2 separate regions of the Homo sapiens genome follow, and region 2 is linked to region 1. A link is a contact called in ENCODE Hi-C or POLR2A ChIA-PET data. All regions are on one chromosome and are shown on one strand. Each heading gives the region's core, a stretch centred on a gene start or an enhancer-like site at or near the end of the contact. The rest is flanking DNA. Distances are from core to core; before and after follow the strand shown. Region 1 has its middle 37 kb from the start of KDM7A-DT. Region 2 overlaps SLC37A3 (solute carrier family 37 member 3).

Region 1 (5,462 bases), core at 1-2,500:
TACTAGGGAGGCTGAGGCAGGAGAATTGCTTGAACCCAGTGGGCAGAGGTTGCAGTGAGCTGAGATCGCACCACTGCACTCCAGCCTGGGTGACAGAGCAAAACTCCATCTCAAAAATAAATAAATAAATAAATAAATTCAAATATTATCCATTGTTTAACTGAAATTCAGATTTACCTGGGCATCCTGTATTTGATTTGCTAAATTAAGCAACCCTCCTCCTGGAGTTATATTTTACAGTTGCTCACTTGATCCTCAGTACTGCCCTATAAGGTAGCTCTCTTATCACCATCATCCCCATTTCACAGGTGAGAAAACTGAGTCACAGAGTTGTCCACAGCCATGCAAGTAGCGCGTCTGTTTCCACAGTCTGTGCTCCTAACCCTCTAAGCTGCTACTAGAGTTTGGGATCCATTAGTCCTCGATCCAGAGTGTGGCTCTACCACTTCTTAGGTGTATGACCTTTGGCAAGTCGCTTAACCTCACTGAGCTTCAGTTTCCCCTTCTGGGAATAATAATAATTCCTGACTTACAGAGTTTTGTGAGTGAGGTAATTGAACAAATAGGAAGTGATTCATACATGGCACTTGGATGATGGTGATGATGATGGTGATGATGATGATGATGGGAAGCCTTGGATCATGTAGAGTCATTGATGAGACTAGAGGAAATGACACGCCTGAGCCACCTCCGTGGCCATTCCCTTGCCTTCACATGCCTGCCTCCACCCTAGTCCTCTCCCTGCTCCCTAAACATAGACACAGGGCTGGCCCCAGGCCCCATGTGTAACAGGCTTCCTGCCTAAAGCCACCAGGAGCCTCAGAGCCCAGAGCTCCTGTTGCTGGTGGCTGGAGTTTACTGCCTGAACTTCTAGTCCAGGTTGCGGACTATGAGCAGTCCAGGACTTTCTCCTTGTCCGACAGCCCCTCCAATCACTGCCCAGGTGTGCCTACATCCTAGTTCTAGCTGCCACCAGGAAAAAATCCAACCCATGGAGCATTTTGCACTCATCTACAACTACGTATGACAAATGGTTTCCCCTCCCTGCTACATAACTCAGCCTGCCCGTGTGCATGCTCTGAACTACTTCAATCTAAGTATCTGCTGAGTAAGATCGAGACAGAAAATATCTGTTGATTAGGTTTTGTTTCTGTCACTTCTTGCCTTCTCAGGGCAAGTCAGTTCTAGAGGTTCATTTCCGGTCCCTCGGCTTCCCACCCTGAAGCCTCCTCCCTGCTCCAGGTCAGTTTAGCAATGGAACACACCCAACAAGCTGCCCCGCCTTCTCACACCTGGGCTAGGGTGTCCAAGGTGCTGGGGAATCTAGCCCTTAGCAAAGATTACCTTATCCCTAGTACCAGGATTATTTCAATGTTTTTTCCTTGTGTTTTGTTTTGTTCTACCATCAATGTTCCACTTAGGTATTAATCCTAGCAAGTAAACTAAAAAGGCCGGGCACAATCTGTAATCCCAGGCTTACGCCTGTAATACCAACACTTTGGGAGGCCAAGGCAGGTGGATCTCTTGAGCCCAGGAGTTTGAGACCAGCCTGGGCAACATGGCAAAACCCCATCTCTACAAAAAATTAGCTGGACATGGTGGCATGCGCTTGTGGTCCAGCTACTGGGAGGCTGAGGCAGGAGAATCACCTAAGCCCAGGAGGTCAAGGCTGCAGTAAGCCATGATCATACCATTGCACTCCAGCCTGAGTGACAGAATGAGACCCTGTCTTAAAAATAAATAGGCTGGGCGCGGTGGCTCACGCCTGTAATCCCAACACTTTGGGAAGCCAAGGCGGGTGGATCACGAGATCAGGAGTTCAAGACCAGCCTGACCAATATGGTGAAACCCCGTCTCTACTAAAAATACAAAAATTAGCATGTTGTGGGCATGTTGGTGGGTGCCTGTAGTCCCAGCTACTCGGGAGGCTGAGGCAGGAGAATAGTGTGAATCTGGGAGGCGGAGGTTGCAGTGAGCCAAGATTGTGCCACTGCACTCCAGCCTGGGCAACAGAGCAAGACTCTGTCTCAGAAATAAATAAATGAACAAATAAATAAATAAATAAACTTTAAAAATGTATGGTCAGTTTTCTCATTGGAACTATGTCTACCTCCTTGGGTGGAAAGAGCTCATTCTTCCATGATCAAGCCCTGACCTTCAAGTAACCCCTTGAGATTCCTGACTCAGTCTGACCTGACTCTTATTTTCTTCCAGGCAGTGATTTCGGCAGCACAGAGACAGCAGAGAAAAAGAGACCAGATTTCTGCTCTCAAGGCGTGAATAATAGTCTTGACCCAGATTCTAACTATGTGGTCACTCCTAGTCTCTTTTTAACTCACTTTCTTATCTTGACTCTTAGAACCAACAACACCTGGCTCTGGACCTCTCACCAAGCTGTGGTTCTATGCTCTCCTGACTTCCAACTCTCCGTTCTTGTCCTTCTCACCTATGTGAGTTTCCAGCCTTCAGACACTCCCTGTCCTAGTGTTGAGTCCTACCTCTGAGACCCTCAGCTGCCCACCCTGCAACACTGACAATGCACAGAGTCCAACCATCTGGCCCTCATAAAATGTCCCAGGCTCCATGCCAAGTTGCGCTACAGATTGCTTGGCCATCAGTTCCCTAGGAAACTGTAGGCTGGACTGGCTGCCAAGTCAATGGAGGGTTTCAGCCATGTGGTTGGCCACCTGGGCAGAAGCCTTGCTGACTGCCTTCTTATCTGGTAGTTCCCCTTCCTGAGCCTTGGTGCCCAACCCTATCTGAATCACCTGGGCCTTGGAAACCTGTTCCTTTGGAGTTCCAGCCCTTCTAGGTCAAAAGCACCTTGAATATCTGACGAGGGCCTGCCTTCATTCTTTTGATCTCTTTGCTGGTGTTCCTCCTGGATGCCCTTGGCCTGTAACAGCTGGCCTCCAAACACCGGCAAACCTGTCCCCAGAACCCAAGTCTGAGTCAGCAGAGTCTTGGTAACTTTCCCTAGTTCAACAAAAACCCACAGCTATACCACAGTCCTGCCTGCACTCACCCTCTCCACCCACCTGACCACTTATTCATTCAACAAATGTTTGTGGAGTGTGTGTTTTGGAGCCAGATAATGTGAGAGTTGAAGTTTCCCAACAAGGAATGGACAAAACATTGTTCCTGGCCTAGAGGAGCTCATAGCCAAAGTGGAGGCATTAGAATAAACATAATCCATTTCAAAATGTGAAAAGGGTCACAGCAGGGTTGGAACAAGTACCAGGGGAACACCTGGGAAGGGCATCTAACTCACGCCCATGGGACAGGGAATGTCTGCATGAAGACTGATGTGAAATCTAAGCTGAATCCAAAAACAGCAGCAAGAGCTGGTAAATGGTTGGGGGTGCTCCAGATTTCATGCATGAAAACTCAAGGAGAGAAGGCAACTAAAAATAGGAAACTGCAAAAGTCAACATAATTGGGGCAGTGGGAGAAGTGAGCAAGGCTTCACCTGAAAGGAGGAGTTGGTTGGCATCTGAGGACAGTGGGAGGCCACTGGGGTTCTAAGCAGCACCCACTCCACCTATTCTTCTCTTCACAATGGGATCTACGCTTTAGGAAACTCACTTTGCTATCACGATGGAGAATGAATGAGAGGGAAGGCAAGATCCTGAGCAGGAAGAACAGAGAAGACTGTGACGGGATACCAAGACTGAGAAGATAATGGCCCGAACCACGGGAGTAATACAAAATACTGGGAGCCTAAGACCAATGGGACTTGGTCGTTGATTGTGCATGCCCTGCAAGGGGAAGGGAGGAGACTGTAGCGATGCCAGGAGTCTAGGCTGATGGATGACCTGGAGCGAGGTGGTGCTGTGAACTGTCACCAGGGAAATAGGGGAGGAGGGGCAGGTTTGTGGCATGGGGGATGGGAGACAAGGTTCAGACAGGAAGGACAGTGTTGAGTTTGAGGTGGTTACAGGACATCCTGTGAGGGGGCTGTGTGTCTCCAAAGCCATCTTGGCCAGTGAGAAAGTCTGAGAGACATCAGCAAACCCATGAACTCTGTAGAATGAGAAGAGCAGAAGGCAGTCTGGAAACATCAGCTAAGAGACAGACAGAAATTGACATAATCTCAAAGTGTCTCCCATACATGACACTTACTAGTTACATAGAAATAAGTAACTTTACAGTGGCGAAGCCTGGTAGACACTACCTCCCCTGAGTGATCAAAGTTATCAGGAGTAATGGGACGGGTAGACATTGTATGCCTCCTGATAGGCTGTACTGAGAAGGATACAACATCACTTCTGTAGTATTCCTGCCAAAAATGTATACTCTAAATGATTATATATGTCTAATCATGAGGGAACATCAGACAAAACCATACTGAAGGACATATATACAAAATAACTGGCCTGTGCTCTTCAAAAATACCAAGGTCATAGAAAAGAAAGACTGAAGAACTATTCTGGATCATAGGAGACTAAAACACAAACATGATAGCTAAATAATTCAATGTATGATTCTAGATTCGATTCTGGACCAGAAAAAAGAGGTTGTTTTGCTACACAATTCCTTTGTGACAATTAGCAAAATTTGAAATAAAGTTTACACATTAGACAATAGTACTATATCACTGTTATTTTTCTAATTTTGATCATTGCACTGTGTAAGAGAACGCCTTTTTTTTTTTTTTTTTTTTGAGACAGAGCTTCTTTGTTCTTGTTGCCCAGGCTGGAGTGCAGTGGTGTGATCTCGACTCACTGCAACCTCCACCTCCAGGGTTCAAGTGACTCTCTTGCCTCAGCCTCCCAAGTAGCTGGGATTACAGGAATGCACCATCACGCCCAGCTAATTTTTTGGGTTTTTTTTGTGTATGTGAATGTGTGTAATGTGAATATGTACCACATTTTTCCTATCCATTCATCCACTGATGAACACTTAGGTTGATTCCATATCTCAGGTATTGTGAATAATGCTGCAATGACCATGGAAGTACACGTATCTCTTTTTAGTACACATATCTATTTTTAGTAGAGACGGGGTTTCACCATGTTGGCCAAGCTGATCTCGAACTCCTGACCTCAGGTGATCCACCCGCTTCAGCCTCCCAAAGTGCTGGGATTACAGGCAAGAGTCACTGTGCCTGGCCAACAAAATGCCTCTTTAAGGTAATACTAATGAAACTATTTAGGAGGAAAGGAGAATTATGTCTGCAACTTATTCTCTATGATTCAGAAAAAAAGGTAATATGAACAGATAGATGATAGGTAGAGAGTAATAAGGCAGGCCAAGCACAGTGTCTCATGCCTGTTAATCCCAGCATTTTGGGAAGCCAAGAGAGGGCTGCTTGAGCCTAGGAGTTTGAGACCAGCCTGGGTAACACAGGGAAATCCCAACTCAACAAAAAATTAAAAAAAAAAAAAAAATTAGCTGGGCATGGTGGTGCATGCCCATAGTCCCAGCTATTTGGGAAGCTGAGTTTCAAGGATCACTTGGGC
Region 2 (5,545 bases), core at 289-2,788, 150 kb after region 1:
CCCAGCTACTTGGGAGGCTGAGGCAGGAGAATCACTTGAACCCCGGAGGCGAAGGTTGCAGTGAGCCGAGATCACCCCACTGCACTCCAGCCTGGTGACAGAGCAAGACTCTGTCTCAAAAACAAAAAAGAAAAAAAAGCTCCTTGAAGGTTTAGAGGGAAAAAATACCCCATTTGATCAAGCCCCAAAGTCTGGCGTTCTTCATCTGAGTCTAATTAGAGCCCTTGTTACATGACCTTGGGCAGGTCAACATGAATAACCTTTGACCTTAATTTCCTTATCTTTAATGTAAAAAGGTTAAATAAGATCACTCTCAAAAAAGGGCAGGGAAGGCAAAACCCAAAGGAAGATACATGATGGATAGTAAATGAGATTTTTATGTTCTATAAAGAAACGATGAGTAAAATAAAAAATTGAGACCTCCTGCCTTGGCCCACACTCAGAATCTGCCCACAGCCCAAAGAGTGGTAGGAGTGTGTCTCCTAGGCTGGATGACTTCTAAGGTCCACACCATTTCCAACGCACACTGACGTGAAACCCTCTCTCCCTGAACAACTCTGACTTGCTAACGAAAGATGTGGGTGGTATCTAAGGCAGCAAAGTAACTGACTTTGACAAGTCTGAAAAATCCACCATGGAAACCACTTAAACAGAGAAATTAGAGAGGAAGGAAGTGGCATACCCGGCTTTCCCAAACCAGTTGCCCATAACAGCAACCACACAGGGCCAACCAGTGGACTGCAGCAGGCCGTTCACAATCCACAGGCAGCAGTACAGCCATTTGTTGTAGAAACGCAGCCATTCTGTGAGCGCACCAAAGACAAACACCTTGAAGAGGAGGAAACAAAAGGAATATGTAACAGCCACACTGACACTTTCAGTGGACGCCACTCTACCCACTTGCTTCAGAGTAGAGACCACGTGAAGGATACACTCACACAGCCAGTGCCTGTAAGTCACGTGGCCAGCATCACAAAGGTCCTGCTCAGAGCCACAGTGAGGAGGCAGCCACCCAATCACTGCCCACCAGAGAGGAGGAGATGCCAAAGACATAAAGTCATTAAGCTATCAGCCCTCCAACTGACATCTTCAAGGCTAAAAAGTGAATTCCAGGCCGGGCTCACGCCTGTAATCTCAGCACTTTGGGAGGCCGAGGAGGGCAGATCACAAGGTCAGGAAATCGAGACCATCCTGGCTAACACGGTGAAACCCCGTCTCTAATGAAATTATAAAAAATTAGCTAGGCGTGGTGGCAGGTGCCTGTAGTCCCAGCTACTCAGGAGGCTGAGGCAGGAGAATGGCATGAACCTGGGAGGTGGAGCTTGCAGTGAGCCAAGATCGTGCCACTGCACTCCAGCCTGCGCGGGAGTGCGAGACTCTGTCTCAAAAAAAAAAAAAAAAAGTAATTCCTCATTTTACATGTATTTCCATCTCCTCACCCTCAGACTGTGCATGTGGAGGGAACAGCAACCTCCAGAGGGCTGCTGTGAGGACAGAACGAGCCCAGGGAGGCCACCTTTCCCGGAGCAGTGCCAGGTGCTGCTATGGGCAGAGGCACGGGGCGCATGCCAGCCACTGTTATGGCTACAGCTCCTGAGTTAATCAACGAAAGCGAAACCTATCAAACTTGTGATCTGCTGAATCATTTAGCAGCTTTCATCAAGGGGCTGCTTTTTTCCAGGCATTTTGCTCAAGTGGACATTTTATCTACAGTCAAACTCTATTCTGAGAATACTCTGCATGATTAAAAAATAGTATGTATAATACTGTCTAGTTCCAGTTACAAGACATTCTGGAATAAGTAAAACTGTACACAGAAAAATGATCAGGGGTTGCCAGGGGCTGGAGAAAGAAGGGGCGGTCACAAAACTACTCATTTGTTGAAAAGTCTGAACAATATGCTTAAAAAGGGCAAGTTTATGTACAAACTGCAGTTTTTAAAAAATACATAAAACACAAAAAAGTCTGTACACAGGTTTTAAAATAATATGTTTATTATGTGTGGGTGAGCAACTCATAAATAAATAAAGTGCTTCCATCTCTAAAATGTCAAGGGGAAAAAAGGTTTTACTTACACTCAAATGACAAACACTGAAAAACAATAGTAGGCCAAACGCAGGGACTTGTGCCGGTAATTCCAGTGTTTGCGGAGGCAAAGGAGGGAGGATCACTTAAGGCCAGGAGTTCAAGGAACAACCTGGGCAATATAGTGAGACCCCATGACTAAAAAATTTAAAAATTAGCTAAGCATGATGGTACACACCTACAGTCCCAGCTACACGGGAGGCTAAAATGGGAGGATTGCTCGAGCTTGGGAGTTCAAGGCTGCAGGATCACACCGCTGCACTCCAGCCTGGGCAGCAAATCGAGACCTTATCTCTAAAAAAATAATAATCATAATAAATTAGGGTCTAACTAAACTCCATGGTTTCATTTAATCAACAAAAATTCCTGACTAGAAGCTAGTAAGCAATGACGATTAGTCAGATATGGAGGCTGGGCACGGTGGCTCACCCCTGTAATCCCAGCACTTTGGGAGGCTGGGGTGGGCAGATCACCTGAGGTCAGGAGTTCAAGACTAGCCTGGCCAACATGGTGAAACCCTGACTCTACTAAAAATACAAAAATTAGCCGGGAATGGTGGTGCACACCTGTAGTCCCAGCTACTCAGGAGGCTAAAACAGGAGAATGGCTTGAATCTGGGAAGTGGAGGTTGCAGTGAGCCAAGATCATGCCACTGCACTCCAGCTTGGGTGACAGAGCAAGACTCCGTTTAAAAAAAAAAAAAAAAAGATTAATCAGATATGGATCCTCCCCTACACAGCACTTGTTTCAAATGCCTCACATACAGAAACTCACAGTCCTCACTGCCACCCGGGGAGAGCTAATATGCCCATCTCCCTCTGAAGCTCACAGAAATCATAAGCTAGAAAACCACAGAAGACAGACAGAAACCCAGGCTGTCCTTGTCTAGGGAATCTGTGATTTTAACCACTGCATACCCACCCTAAGGGAAAGCAAGACTGAACCAGAAATAACCAAGCTAAGCGGCAGACTGTTTCAAGTGCCTGCAAAGAAACAGGCACTGCAGCTCAGAAGCGGGACTGACATTCTCAAAGAGGTGTCATTTGGCCAATGCTTGAAGGAGACTGTGAGTTAGACTATGGAGAGCTGAAAAGGGGACCATCCAAGGCAGGCAGAACAGGAGAAACAAAAGCACCGAGATAGAAAGGAGCAGGATAGGGCCAGGTGCGGTGGCTCACACCTGTAATCCCAGCACTTTGGGAGGCCGAGGTGGGCGGATCACCTGAGGTCGGGAGTTCGAGACCAGCCTGACCAACATGGAGAAACCCGTCTTTACTAAAAATAAAAAAGTTAGTCAGGTGTGGTGGTGCATGCTTGTAATCCCAGCTACTCAGGAGGCTGAGGCATGAGAATCGCTTGAACCTGGGAGGTGGAGGTTGTGGTGAGCCAAGATTGTGCCATTCCACTCCAGCCTGGGCAACAAGAGCAAAACTCCGGACACACAGCCTCTCCCTCCCCCTCCCCCTCCCCCTCCCCCTCCCCCTCCCCCTCCCTCTCTCCCTCTCCGTCTCCCTCTCTCTCCACGGTCTCCTTCCACGGTCTCCCTCTGATGCCGAGCCAAAGCTGGACGGTACTGCTGCCATCTCGGCTCACTGCAACCTCCCTGCCTGATTCTCCTGCCTCAGCCTGCCGAGTGCCTGCGATTGCAGGCGCGCGCCGCCACGCCTGACTGGTTTTCGTTTTTTTTTTGGTGGAGACGGGGTTTTGCTGTGTCGGCCGGGCTGGTCTCCAGCTCCTAACCGCGAGTGATCCGCCAGCCTCGGCCTCCCGAGGTGCCGGGATTGCAGACGGAGTCTCGTTCACTCAGTGCTCAATGGTGCCCAGGCTGGAGTGCAGTGGCGTGATCTCGGCTCGCTACAACCTCCACCTCCCAGCTGCCTGCCTTGGCCCCCCAAAGTGCCGAGATTGCAGCCTCTGCCCAGCCGCCACCCTGTCTGGGAAGTGAGGAGCGTCTCTGCCTGGCCCCCCATCGTCTGGGATATGAGGAGCCTCTCTGCCTGGCTGCCCAGTCTGGAAAGTGAGGAGCGTCTCTGCCCGGCCACCATCCCATCTAGGAAGTGAGGAGCGCCTCTTCCCGGCCGCCATCCCATCTAGGAAGCGAGGAGCGCCTCTTCCCCGCCGCCCATTGTCTGAGATGTGGGGAGCGCCTCTGCCCCGCCGCCCTGTCTGGGATGTGAGGAGCGCCTCTGCTGGGCCGCAACCCTGTCTGGGAGGTGAGGAGCGTCTCTGCCCGGCCGCCCCGTCTGAGAAGTGAGGAAACCCTCTGCCTGGCAACCGCCCCGTCTGAGAAGTGAGGAGCCCCTCCGTCCGGCAGCCACCCCGTCTGGGAAGTGAGGAGCGTCTCCGCCCGGCAGCCGCCCCGTCCGGGAGGGAGGTGGGGGGGGGGGTCAGCCCCCCGCCCGGCCAGCCGCCCCGTCTGGGAGGTGAGGGGCGCCTCTGCCCGGCCGCCCCTACCGGGAAGTGAGGACCCCTCTGCCCGGCCAGCCGCCCCGTCCGGGAGGGAGGTGGGGGGTCAGCCCCCCGCCCGGCCAGCCGCCCCGTCCGGGAGGTGAGGGGCGCCTCTGCCCGGCTGCCCCTACTGGGAAGTGAGGACCCCTCTGCCCGGCCAGCCGCCCCGTCCGGGAGGGAGGTGGGGGGGGGGGTCAGCCCCCTGCCCGGCCAGCCGCCCAGTCCGGGAGGGAGGTGGGGGGTCAGCCCCCCACCCGGCCAGCCGCCCCGTCCGGGAGGGAGGTGGGGGGATCAGCCCCCCGCCTGGCCAGCCGCCCCGTCCCGGAGGTGAGGGGCGCCTCTGCCCGGCCGCCCCTACTGGGAAGCGAGGAGCCCCTCTGCCCGGCCAGCCGCCCCGTCCGGGAGGGAGGCGGGGGGGGGGGTCGGCCAGCCGCCCTGTCCGGGAGGGAGGTGGCGGGGTCAGCCCCCCGCCCAGCCGGCCGCCCCGGCCGGGAGGTGAGGGGCGCCTCTGCCCGGCCGCCCCTAATGGGAAGTGAGGACCCCTCTGCCCGGCCAGCCGCCCCGTCAGGGAGGGTGGTGGGGGGGGTCAGCCCCCCGCCCGGCCAGCCGCCCCATCCGGGAGGTGAGGGGCGCTTCTGCCCGGCCGCCCCTACTGGGAAGTGAGGAGCCCCTCTGCCCGGCCACGACCCCGTCTGGGAGGTGTGCCCAGCGGCTCATTGGGGATGGGCCATGATGACAATGGCGGTTTTGTGGAATAGAAAGGCGGGAAGGGTGGGGAAAAAATTGAGAAATCGGATGGTTGCCGGGTTTGTGTGGATAGAAGTAGACATGGGAGACTTTTCATTTTGTTCTGTACTAAGAAAAATTCTTCTGCCTTGGGATCCTGTTGATCTGTGACCTTATCCCCAACCCTGTGCTCTCTGAAACATGTGCTGTGTCCACTCAGGGTTAAATGGATTAAGGGCGGTGCAAGATGTGCTTTGTTAAACAGATGCTTGAAGGCAGCAGGCTC

Evidence for each region. A loop is a pair of places that touch in the nucleus more often than their neighbours do. ChIA-PET counts read pairs that join two places held with the same protein, here RNA polymerase II (POLR2A). Pooled maps may share reads with other maps.
Region 2: a loop to region 1 is called in a pooled map, with 5 times the contacts of the local background. The contact joins two enhancer-like sites. A Hi-C loop is called at or near these places in 8 of 50 pooled maps. POLR2A ChIA-PET finds 5 or more read pairs at or near these places in 6 of 52 experiments (BJ, activated B cell, activated CD4-positive, alpha-beta T cell and 2 more).

What each region holds. Positions count from the first base shown.
Region 1 is chr7:140,211,566-140,217,027 of GRCh38, forward strand. No RefSeq gene overlaps it. Among named protein-coding and RNA genes, the nearest start is that of KDM7A-DT, 37 kb to the left of the region's middle. RefSeq lists enhancers at 1-2,882, 978-1,047. Within about 2 kb of position 1,251, at least 3 of the 41 ENCODE cell types and tissues checked have a DNase peak (open chromatin) inside an H3K27ac peak, as active enhancers do.
Region 2 is chr7:140,357,958-140,363,502 of GRCh38, forward strand. SLC37A3 (solute carrier family 37 member 3) reads right to left here. Exons shown (of 15, transcript NM_207113.3): 6 at 683-828. Among named protein-coding and RNA genes, the nearest start is that of SLC37A3, 38 kb to the right of the region's middle. RefSeq lists enhancers at 1,645-1,694, 5,256-5,545. Within about 2 kb of position 1,539, at least 7 of the 41 ENCODE cell types and tissues checked have a DNase peak (open chromatin) inside an H3K27ac peak, as active enhancers do.